Linked DNA regions of Homo sapiens: regions 1, 3 and 4 are each linked to region 2. Evidence: chromatin contacts called from ENCODE Hi-C or POLR2A ChIA-PET data. All regions are on one chromosome and are shown on one strand. Each heading gives the region's core, a stretch centred on a gene start or an enhancer-like site at or near the end of the contact. The rest is flanking DNA. Distances are from core to core; before and after follow the strand shown.

Region 1 (2,700 bases), core at 163-2,662, 69 kb before region 2:
AGTAAGCTCTAATCAACCTACAGTCAACAGTAATGTACACTTAAAATTTGTTAAGAAGATAGATAGCATGTTAAGTGGTCTTAAAAATAATTTTCAGATTCAGTTTTGATTGAGAATTACCCACCATTCCTCCAATCTGTAATCTAAGTGCCAGAGGCCCTCATGGAGTAAAGCCTCCAGCTCTCCTTCTTAGAGCTGGTAGCACATTCAATAACTACCTCCCTCAAGGGATTTGAAGTGTGCTAAATTAGGTCTTCATAGATACAAGAAAGCTGAACATTGAGGCCAAATAAATAAAGATGAAAAATCCAACCCTTTCATTCATCAGATGTAGGCAGAGAATGCTTTAGAATTCTCCTTGACTCTTTTTGCTGCATTGTTCCATTTTGGAATGTGTGTACATAAAAATCTCTGATGAAGGTTATAAAAAGAAAAAAAGACATTCTGAATGCAAAATATAGAATATATCTGTTTTTTATGTCAACTCCCTTGGCTCTTGGTTGAACCGGTAAGATTTGCTGTTTCAGACCCTCTGTTGTCTAACCTGAGTCCCATCAGCTGTCTTGACATTCTCAGCTTTGTCACAAGGGGTATCCATGAGAGAAGGTAGATGGATCCACTCAACCAGTCCTGGAAATGAATGTGTGACTGACCGAATGTTATTTTTACTATAGAAAGGGCCCTTTAGAAAACCACTCTGGTTTGCCTGTCTTGAGAAATGACAATGAAATTAGTTGTAATCAGTTGAGGATCACCATGTAGACATATTGATTAATCTATAGCATTATGTTATGGTATCTGGGGAAATTTTACCCTTTCAGAAGACTTTTGGCAAAACAATGGGTGAGGCAAAGTTTTCAGGACAGCAATGGAAAAGGGGGCTGGCTAGTCTGTGGTATGTGAATTTGAAAGCTATATTAGATCTGTTTGGATGCTGTGGGCAGCAAATACTGGAAATACCAACTCGAACTGATTTAAGCAATAAGGAAGTGTATTGTTTCACATAACGGGAAATCCAAAGGCAGGTGGGCTCCAGATGTGATGTGTCAGGGCTGTGTTCCGTCTCTCACTGATTCTCCTTACCTTGCCCAACCCTGTGTCAGGTTTACCCTCACCTGAAAGCAACATGGCTGCCACTTTGGAGCATCATATCCAAACACGGCAACACCTGTAAGAAGATCTGTCTCTTCCTGTTCCTCTTTCTTAGGAGCAAGAAACTGTTTCCCAAAACCTCCCCACAGTAGACTTCCTACTTTTCATGGGGCAGAATTGGGTCACATGACTGTTCCTAAACCAATCAGGGAACTCCCATGGTTGGCTTAAGCAGAACTTGCCCCTGGAGCTGAGCATGGAGCTTATCCCCTGGACCACACTGGGGAGAGACACAGAATCTGGGGCTATCAGGAAGGAAGGAAGAAGGTGAAGGGATGAATCATGAGTTGGCCACGGGAATCTTGGTCCTTACTGAGTCTGATTACAGCATCACCACATGCTTTATCCTATGAGACAACATTCCTCACAGTTTACTCTGCAGTTTCGATTGGATTTTTATGGGAAGCATCATTTTTCTCTGACCTCGTGCTGCAATTTTGTTTCTTTTTTCCTTAGCAGAGACCACAATGGAAATCCTACTATAGAAACACTTGAGTGCTATCAAAGGATCAGACCATATAAGGTGCTAGAGACCTTTTTATTTTAAATAAGAAACAAAACTATTTATACTTTTACAAGGAGTCTGCCCTATTTTAGTAAATATTTGGCAAAGCTTCTTGATTAAAGAGCAAACTGACCCTTGTTCTGCAGGGTTGTTTTGCCATAACTAAAATCGTTCATTAATTTTCTGAAAATAGAAGCAGCAAGTGTGTGTTCTTTTGCACTGTGACTAAAGTAGTGCTTACTTGTGATTTGTTTTAAGCTATATTTACTTAGGCGTAATTGTTCAGGTGTCTTTTAAACCTCAGCTCTCGTCAGACCCCATTCTGAGTTACAATCACCAAATGGTACACTCGGAAAATAATCTCCCATGGATGGAGCTAAGATGCATTAATCTGGCCCTGGAGACTCTGGCGTGTTTGACAATACATTTCAAACTGGGTCTCAGAGGTCCTGCATTTGGTAACAAGTTACAACTGTTTTGACAAATAGCGATTCCCTAGATTATTAAACAGTGCGTAATCTGAGAGAAGCTTGTTGAGCACCATATGTTTCTGATTCATTGGCAGTTAACTCATTGTGTGACGTTGGGCTTGTGGGAAACACTCCAGACCTGATCACCTTTCTTCTTTAAAAGCATCCTCTTGCCAGCTGAACTGGGTGTGGTGCAGCTGCAAAGAGTGGTGTTAAATTAGTCTCATAAACTTCTGCAGGACAGCCATATTGGGAGTTATCCCACGATGCCACACAGTAGACTGGGTTGTGGCTGGCCGGCAGGCAGGTGCAGGATGTGGTCCCGGGGCTTGTCATCTGTCCCATTCATGTAAAATGTGCCTCTGCCTCCAATCTCCTTCCCCCATCCTCTGGCCTTGGCTGACAGTTTCTGATCCTAAATCAAAGATGCTCAGAAGAAAAGCCATCAGTAGATATCAAGCAAAGGATTTAGAAATATTTAGAATGCTAAAATGTCAGTGCTGGAAATTGCCTTAAAGATCATCCAGTTCAACCTCATTTCTTGGATAAGTAACGTGGGGTGATGTGGCATGC
Region 2 (2,700 bases), core at 18-2,517:
CAAGGCAGGATTCCCAGCTGTATTTGGTCTCATAGCTCAGGTAGAACAAAAGTGAGGTGAGGAAGAGAGCTGGGAGGGAGAAAGGCCCAGTGTCTGGGATGGTCCTTATATCCCCTTCCCTTGACAAACACATTCCCAGAAAGAATCAGTATAGAGGAAAAAGGGAGAGAACAGAAAAACTGCAGATAGGTCCAACTGACTGTCCCTCCCTGGAGAGTGGTCCCCTCCAGGCCTGGTGGCAGGCACTCTGTGGCCTGCATTCCAAAGATGGGCTTTGGTTTTTGGACCCAGGAAGAAGGGGCCAATATGCATCAGGGATCAAGTCAGAGTCAGTGACTCAGCCCACACAAGGCCCAGAGGTTCAGTAACACATCACAAGATGCTGAGACATGTCTCAAACACTTGCCAGCTGAGTCCATCTGGAACATGAGTTCTGAGCAGAAAAGAGCAGGGAGATGAGGGGAGGAGCCCTGGATGTGCTAGTCAGTGAGAACTGACTCAGAGGTGACTTCCAAGGCCAACCTGGGGTGATCTGGCTGAGTCTCGGACCAGTCTCAAGTGCTGTGGAAGGTCATGAGAGTGGCAAGGCTGAACCTCAAGACCAGTTTCCCAAGCAGGGAGGAGAGGGTGACTCCAACACTGCCTAGCCTCTCCCATGCCGTCCCTTTCTGGTCTCACTCAGGCCAGGGAGGACTGTTTTCCCAGGATGGCCCACCCTGAAATGTAGGAGGCAAAAGAAAGGAGCGCTATCAAAAATCCCTGGGGCAGTCTTGTTGCCACTTCTCTGAATCCTTTCAAAGGAAAAGAGCTCATAAGCAAGGCCATGAAATTGTTCCCACTTGTATAAGCAGAATTCTCACACTTGTGACTATTGAGCTTGTGATGTGAAATTACTTGTTCCATGTCTGTCTTTCCCACCGGGCAGTAACTGTTACCAGGGAAGGGACCAGGCTGGTCTTGTTCACTTGTGCCTAGGAGAGTGCCTGGTACACAGCTGGTGCTCAACACATATGTGTTGGGTGATAAACTGTGCATGGACGCTGGTCTTCTTCTAGCCCTTAGTTAGGAATTAGTATGAACAAGACCTCTTCCCACCCTTCTTTACCGGACCAGCCTGCAGATGCTCTTGCTCCCCTCTCCCCCGTCCACCAGGGCCTCATTTTGCATTTGCAGAGCCGGCAATTAAAACTCCCCCAGAAACTTTCTAAGAGCCAGAGGCCAGGTCACGTGGCTTGGGCCACCGCATGGAGCCTGGGCCTCCTCTGGCCCCAGTTGCAGCTCAGGTGTCAGAGGCTGGGCTGGGGGTGGGGGCTGGACTGGGAGGGCAAGATTTCTAGGAATCACTGGGGGCCTGAATTACTCAGATGAAGAATTTGAGAAGTTGATTCAGCTTTTGGGAGGAAATGTCAGTAACTAGGGGAAAAACAACTGGGATGAAGGGCGAGCTCCCTGGCTATGGGAAAGTGTGCTGGCTCCAAGTCAAACTGGCTCTCATCCAGATTTTTATTTCTGGTGTTTGGTGGTTACATAAAAAAAGCTTATAAACTTAACTCCAGTTAGAAAAAAATACAACTATTTCTAATATTGATCCTGGATAATCCCTTCAAACCTGTCAGGGAGACCACCCGGTGTGAAGGGAGGTGGGGGCCCAGTAGGTGACAACTTAGGGAGGGCTGGGGCCAAGGAGGCTCTGGGGCTGCTTGATTTGGAACAGCACCTTCTCCATGCAGGATGCCTGTTTTACTGGTCACCTGGCTGCTTCCTATAGGATTTTAAGGACCAAGGGACAAAAAGTTAATGTACAGGCGTGCAGCCTCCAGCAGTGATTCCTAGCCTTTCTAGAGTGCTCCCATGCTCACATTTGTATCTGATATTTGGTGACTCTTCCTCTCTGGGCAGAAATAATAGGTTAGTGTATATTTTTCAAGTGGAAATGAATTAAAATAATTTTATCAGATTGATAAAAGCATGACAAATACCAAATAGAGGAATTAACGAAGTATATGAATGGACAGTTCACTATAGGAAAACAAATGCCAAATGAATGTGTGCAAAGATGTTCATCCCCAACAGTCGCCAAAGAAATGCAATCAAAACAAGGTACTATTTTGTGACTTTCAGATTAAAAGGACTAGAAAGAAATAATATCGTTTTTCAGTTTTAACTCTTGGAAGACCAGCAAGTCAACTGGAAGACCACTAGGCCTGAGGCCTCAGTCCGATGACTGGTCACCATATTCTCATATAAAAAGCATAGAGAGACAGAGTTCTTCCCAAATGCCTACAATAACCAGTTAGAAAATACAATGGGAAAAAAATTCCTTTCACAATAGCAACAACAACAACAAAATTTTAAATGCCCAGGAATTAATAAATTAATATAACAAGAAATGAGGAAGCTAGATAAAGAAAGCATTCTGCCTTACTGAGAGACAAGGACATCAAAAGAGGGGCACATCTAAAAATATCCGGATGAGTTAAAGATTTCATTGTAAAATATCAAATTGTAAAAGTCCTAGAGGAAAAGCTAGGTAATTATGTAATTATGAGATAGGGGAGACTTTCTGTGGATGATCCCAAAAGCAGAAACCATTAGCGAAAAGTTGGATAAATATGACCTATATAAAAATTTTTAAAGATATGTTGATGAACAGCATAAACCAAACTAAAAGGCAAATAACAAACTTATAAGTACTCAGAA
Region 3 (2,700 bases), core at 106-2,605, 100 kb after region 2:
ACCCATGCCTGCACACAGACATGACGCAAGTCCAGCCAGAGCCAGGAAAAGTCTACACTTGCGTGAACCCTCCTGGACAGTAGGTCTTCCTCAGGAAAAATACACCCAGGCAAATCTCCCAGGGGCCACGGGCCATTCACTCACTCACAACATTCACCAGCCTTAACCTAGCAAGTTAGAATAAATCCCAGGGAGTCTTTCAAAAACCCCTTCTGGACCAGGTTTACCAGTTGAAACTGGGCTCTTTCCAATGTTCTAATTGCCATAGTGACATTTAGGAAGAGCTCAATGGCCACAATAGGGCCAAAAACTCCTATTCCTAGGAAACAGGAATGACTTGTTTGAACTAGGGTAGTTGACTGACCCTAGTTCATGAGAGGATCAAGACCCATATAATTAAGGCCCTTAAGGACAAGCCACAAAACCAACAGATGAGCAGACTCCGGAATAAAAATGCATGGTACACAACCACTTGGAATATCCCACAGGACACAATGAGTCATTCCACAAGAGACATTTAAAAAAAGAAGAAGAACCACCAGCAATCTTGAAACATTTAGTTATTTAATCTCCCTTCAAGAGAGAATTTATCTGGGGAAAGACCTCACTGCAAAACACAAACTGGTATATCCGGGTCCCTGGAATACAGGGGTAATGCTTCTGGCCGAGCCAAGAGCTGTGTTTGTGTCTGCAACCTTGACCCATTTGCCACATGCTGTTCTCCAGAGCCAACCTCATGCAGGAAGCTGCCTTGATTGCATTTGGAAGAAGAGAATTCTCATTTTCTCCAATTTCTACTATTCTCATCTTCTCCAATTTTCACTATTATTTAGCGTAATAGTACTTAGCACACTAAACTGCAATTCCCAATTTTTCAATCAGCTCTCCCACACAATGGGAAGCTCCCTGACGACAGGCAATTCACCCCAGTTTTCCCTAGATCCTCCACAGCTAGCACAGTTCACAGTCAGGCACTAAAAACTGTGTGTTGGATGAATGAACAAGCACATACATAAACCATCATACCCGGTATGCTAATTCTGTGTTTTTTTCTAAACATGGGGGTGGGGGAACTGCCAAAGAAGGGAAAGAAGGAAATTAGCAAAGAAAAAAATTATTTCCAGATTTTTAAATGTAACACAATAGAATACAGAATTTTTTTTAAAAAAAGTTCCCTTCTCCACAAGCAAACTTGAATGTCTGAGTTATTCTTAGGGCGTTTTTGGACAGACACTACAACCCTCAGTTACACATCACTTGGCTTCATGAAAAGGTAACAGCTGGACATGCACGGTGGTATGGGCTGTGCGTGTCCCTTCCTAGTGCTGCACTGAGCACACATCTGGGGCTATTTAGCAACTGATTGGAAATTTAGCCTTCTGATTTCCAGTTAAATACTAGGCACAGGAAAACAAATAGCACTTGTTTTTCACTGAGTCTTGTCAGTCATCCAAACTCCAGTGCAGACCAGAGAACTGCCTGTGGTTTGGTGGCAGAGGCCCAAAATATTTGGACCTTTTTTTTTTTAATGCCTCTAGTTTAAGTAAAAGGAATAAACTAGATGTTGGCAGCTCCAGCTTCTTCACCCATCCCTCCCCGCTTCTTGAAAATACAAAACTGGTTTTAAATTTATTAATTTACATTTTTCATTAGGATTAAGTTTTGATTTGTTTTTAATCCAAAGCTAATAGCATAGAGTTTAGTTTCTGTCATTTATTGCAACTGCCCTGCCTTGATATTTACTTGGATTTGCTGAAGAGGCAATGCTCAATTTGCCAGTTTCTGTTCCAAATTAAATTGGGATATAACATCTAGCAGTCGTACTATCAAAGAATCACAGAGTTTAAAAGCTGGGAGGAACTTTAGAGATGAGCTAGTACGATCCCCTCATTTTAGAAATGAGGAAACGAGGTCTGAGTAGTTAAGTGATTTTTTTTCCCGATGATGTATATAACTAGTTAGTGGCAGAGCCAAGACTAGTACTCAGGCCTCCTAACACCCAGGCCAGGGTGTTAACTGGAAACAAAAACCTGAATTACCTCCGAGTAGAGCTGCCCAATAAAGTACAGGACACCCAGTTAAAGTTGAATTTCAGGTAAACAATGAATACTTTTTCAGTATATGTTATGTCCCATATACTACATGGGCACACTAACAAAATGATTTGTTATTTATCTGAAATTCAACTTTAATTGGGCATCCTCTATTTTTATATGCCAGCTCCAGCAATTGTACCTCAAAGACCAAAATCCCCTTCTATGCCCCATCCCCCACTCAAACATACACACATTCACATACATTTGCTCTCTGATTTTAATGATAAATGGCTAGAAAAAAATAGATCACAGCACAGTAATATCGAGAGTGAATGAGGTTGGAAGAAGCTGCTTATTTCTTGAAACTTCTAATCTTAGATACCCTTTTTTCCTTATGAGCATGCAAAGTGACTAAGCCTGACATAAGTAAGCTGGCCAAGGCCTCTGGACTAGGTATTTTAGGTTATTAAAAGCCAGGCACTAGGGTCTCATCTTGAAAACGTCTGCTTGTCCTAGGGCTCCAAGTCTACAGACCTTGCAGGAGAGAATGCTCAAGTTTGGAATACAAATAAAGCAAGATTAAAAAAAAAAAATTAGAGGCCGGGCATAGTGGCTCACACCTGTAATCCCAGTACTTTGGGAGGCCAAGGCAGGTGGACGGCTT
Region 4 (2,700 bases), core at 72-2,571, 110 kb before region 2:
TCACGCCTGTAATCCCAGCACTCTGGGAGGCCGAGGGTGGGCAGATCACGAGGTCAGGAGTTCGAGAAAACCTGGCCAATATGGTGAAACCCCATCTATACTAAAAATACAAAAATTAGCCGGGCGTGGTGGCAGGCGCCTGTAATCCCAGCTACTTGGGAAAGTGAGGCAGGAGAATGGCTTGAAATCGGAAGGCAGAGGTTGCAGTGAGCCGAGATGACGCCACTGCATTCCAGCCTGAGTAACATGAGCAAAACTCCGTCTCAAAAAAAAAAAAAAAAAAAAAAAAAAAAGCAGATTTTTGAAAATGATAGTTTTTAAATATTTTCATTTAACAAATTAATACCTTTAACACATACGTAATTTACAATGAATTTAGGTATTAAGTTGAGCCACATGAAACTGTTGATATTTGATCTTTTTTTAACCTAGAAAATCAATAATGTCATGTAGTTCAACCTAATACAACCTCATTTTGAGATAAATGTTAGGAGTCTATATTTGAGGCCCTGCCTTTAGTGACTATGAGGCCCTAGCTAAGTGCACTGCTGCCCATCCCAACTCTGCCAATATTGATTATAGCCTTAAGGCTGAGGGCATCCCATCTGTGTATGCGAATGTTCAACCTCTAAACAAAAGGGGTCTAAGCCCTCTGACCAAACAGTGGAGACTGAATACTGGGCTAAAAGAAAACTAAAATCTAGAATTCTAAATTCTAGGCAAGCCTATAGTATATATTAAGGACAAGCAGATGTCTGATATGTCTTTGTAAGTTTTCCAAGTACAAATGCTGGAGGCTTCTCTGTTCCTGAGTTCTCAAGAAGGAAATGCAGCAGTGCCTGATGCCTAGTGGGCCTACAGAAGTATTAACTAACTGGCTCATTTTCTCCTTCACTCAACTGATTTTGTCCTCACTCTGTAATGCTAAAGATGAGACCGGTTCTGTTTTACTCATTCTCCCCAACTTCAACAGTGAAAACAGTGTTAAACAACTCCAGGGTCTTTCCTTTCCCTTTCGCTCTGCTCTCAAACATACACCATCCTCCCTCCTTAATTTCCTTGCCCACTTGCTTCTCCAGCCTTCCCTTTCTCTACAGCCTTTTTGCCTCTGCCTCCTCCTGTGCCTCTGGTAACCACTGGGTAGTCAATGAAGAAGCCAGTGCATTCCCCTTCCCCTACATCATATCCTGAGCTCATCTTCCCTGACCTTGAGAGGGCATGAGGTGCACCTTGGTGCTCTCAATAAACCAAAGTTGTTTTAATAAGCCCAGTGAGACTAAGATATTTAAATTCTTCTTCTCACTCTCATCACCACAATGTGAGATGGATCCAAATATTTTGCAACAGCATAGCCTTGGGCCAGCAGCTCTTGAGTTATAAAATGTTGCAGCAAACTCTCCTTGCATAGCAATGTTATCACCCAAGAACTCCATCCTTAACCCTATCAGCAAGAATTCTAGAGTACTTTCTCTTTGCCATGCTCACAGATTTTCAGAAGTTTTTACCTGATGGAACCAGCATCTGAAATCTTCATAGAAGCATAGGCAAGACTCCTCTAGCAATTCCTTTTTTCCTTCCCAGATACCATGTTTATGCAATCTATCCAAGCAGGAGCTTAGCAGTGGCACTTGAGTCCACTGAAACTAATGCTTCCCTAATTGCACAATTAAGAGGTGGCAGACATTTGAATTGGCAGCTGGACTGCAGTAGGTGGAAATAAGAACACTGTGTTCCTTTGCATGTGAAGTCATGTATAGTTTTTCCAGCATATGATGAAGTTGCAATAAGAAGGAAAATCTGGACTTTAGCTTTTTGGTTTTCCTCTGGATATAAATTTTAGAGAATCTCTCCATGCTGTAAAACCTTATAGCACTTTGTATCTGTTGTGGAGCATCATTTCCCTTATCCTGCCTCTCAGTGTCATGATTTGTATGCCTGTCTTATCTTTGAGCAGCTGCCAGGTCTTACCGATTTTCTTATCCCTTTACCCACCCAATGTCTAGCGTAAGTCCTTTGAATGCACAGAGTTAGCATTCAGTGACTATTTATTGAAATATTAAAGTTGCTTTGCTTTGGAGCTGTTTTTATCTAACCCTTCCACTGCTCCATTTTATTTAGAAGGACTTAGGATTTAATATATTAGAAAGATGACTGCAAGGGATTCATATTGGCAGGTCTCAATGGTTGCATTTTCTTTGGGAAACTCTTAATACAAAGTAGTGGTCCCCACTGATCACATCAGTGTTCTGAGACCCTACCTTGTCTCCCAAACACATCCTACCATAGCTGATTGATCCAGGGGATATACCTAACAGGATGGGTCCCTCAAATTGTCACTTTCAGATATTTAAAACCTTAAGGGAGTGGGTTTGAGCTGAGTTCTAGTAAAGACTTGGATCCTGAGGGAAGATTCAAAGGCTTATCACTAGGGCTGCCCTTGTTCCCACTTCACCTGAGATCTGGTCTTTCTGCTCCTCCTTAAATCCTTTGAGCTGCCCCAGCATCTTTCTGGAAAATCCCTTTTGTTCTCAAGTTAACTAAGATCCATTTCTGTTGCACACACTCAGTTGACCTAAGCCAATAGAATGATTGGAAGGGGCACAAAGAAAGCCTGCTGGGCTTCGAGCCTGATGCCGCCTTCAACTTGCTGTGTGATATAGTATAAGTCACAAACCAATCTGAACCTCACACTCTCATCTT

The links. Hi-C counts contacts between places; a loop is a spot of excess contacts on that map. ChIA-PET counts read pairs that join two places held with the same protein, here RNA polymerase II (POLR2A). Pooled maps may share reads with other maps.
Region 1: a map of Right ventricle myocardium superior shows a loop between it and region 2 (8-fold over the local background). The contact joins two enhancer-like sites. A Hi-C loop is called at or near these places in 3 of 168 maps with a recorded cell type or tissue (CD8-positive, alpha-beta T cell, Right ventricle myocardium superior and dorsolateral prefrontal cortex), 1 of 37 single-sample maps with no recorded cell type and 1 of 50 pooled maps. POLR2A ChIA-PET finds 5 or more read pairs at or near these places in 3 of 52 experiments (AG04450, activated CD4-positive, alpha-beta T cell and activated naive CD4-positive, alpha-beta T cell).
Region 3: a loop to region 2 is called in a map of cardiac septum, with 7 times the contacts of the local background. The contact joins two enhancer-like sites. A Hi-C loop is called at or near these places in 1 of 168 maps with a recorded cell type or tissue (cardiac septum), 1 of 37 single-sample maps with no recorded cell type and 5 of 50 pooled maps. POLR2A ChIA-PET finds 5 or more read pairs at or near these places in 3 of 52 experiments (A549, H1 and activated CD4-positive, alpha-beta T cell).
Region 4: a map of PC-9 shows a loop between it and region 2 (2.7-fold over the local background). The contact joins two enhancer-like sites. A Hi-C loop is called at or near these places in 1 of 168 maps with a recorded cell type or tissue (PC-9) and 1 of 50 pooled maps. POLR2A ChIA-PET finds 5 or more read pairs at or near these places in 3 of 52 experiments (A673, WTC11 and activated CD4-positive, alpha-beta T cell).

Annotation. Positions count from the first base shown.
Region 1 is chr1:91,581,284-91,583,983 of GRCh38, forward strand. No RefSeq gene overlaps it. Among named protein-coding and RNA genes, the nearest start is that of CDC7, 82 kb to the left of the region's middle. RefSeq lists an enhancer at 912-2,111. Within about 2 kb of position 1,413, at least 6 of the 41 ENCODE cell types and tissues checked have a DNase peak (open chromatin) inside an H3K27ac peak, as active enhancers do.
Region 2 is chr1:91,650,529-91,653,228 of GRCh38, forward strand. No RefSeq gene overlaps it. Among named protein-coding and RNA genes, the nearest start is that of CDC7, 150 kb to the left of the region's middle. Within about 2 kb of position 1,268, at least 17 of the 41 ENCODE cell types and tissues checked have a DNase peak (open chromatin) inside an H3K27ac peak, as active enhancers do.
Region 3 is chr1:91,750,107-91,752,806 of GRCh38, forward strand. The region is part of intron 4 of TGFBR3 (transforming growth factor beta receptor 3); the gene reads right to left. Among named protein-coding and RNA genes, the nearest start is that of TGFBR3, 130 kb to the right of the region's middle. Within about 2 kb of position 1,356, at least 14 of the 41 ENCODE cell types and tissues checked have a DNase peak (open chromatin) inside an H3K27ac peak, as active enhancers do.
Region 4 is chr1:91,536,195-91,538,894 of GRCh38, forward strand. All of the region lies in intron 4 of LOC102723436 (a long non-coding RNA gene), which reads right to left. Among named protein-coding and RNA genes, the nearest start is that of CDC7, 37 kb to the left of the region's middle. Within about 2 kb of position 1,322, at least 2 of the 41 ENCODE cell types and tissues checked have a DNase peak (open chromatin) inside an H3K27ac peak, as active enhancers do.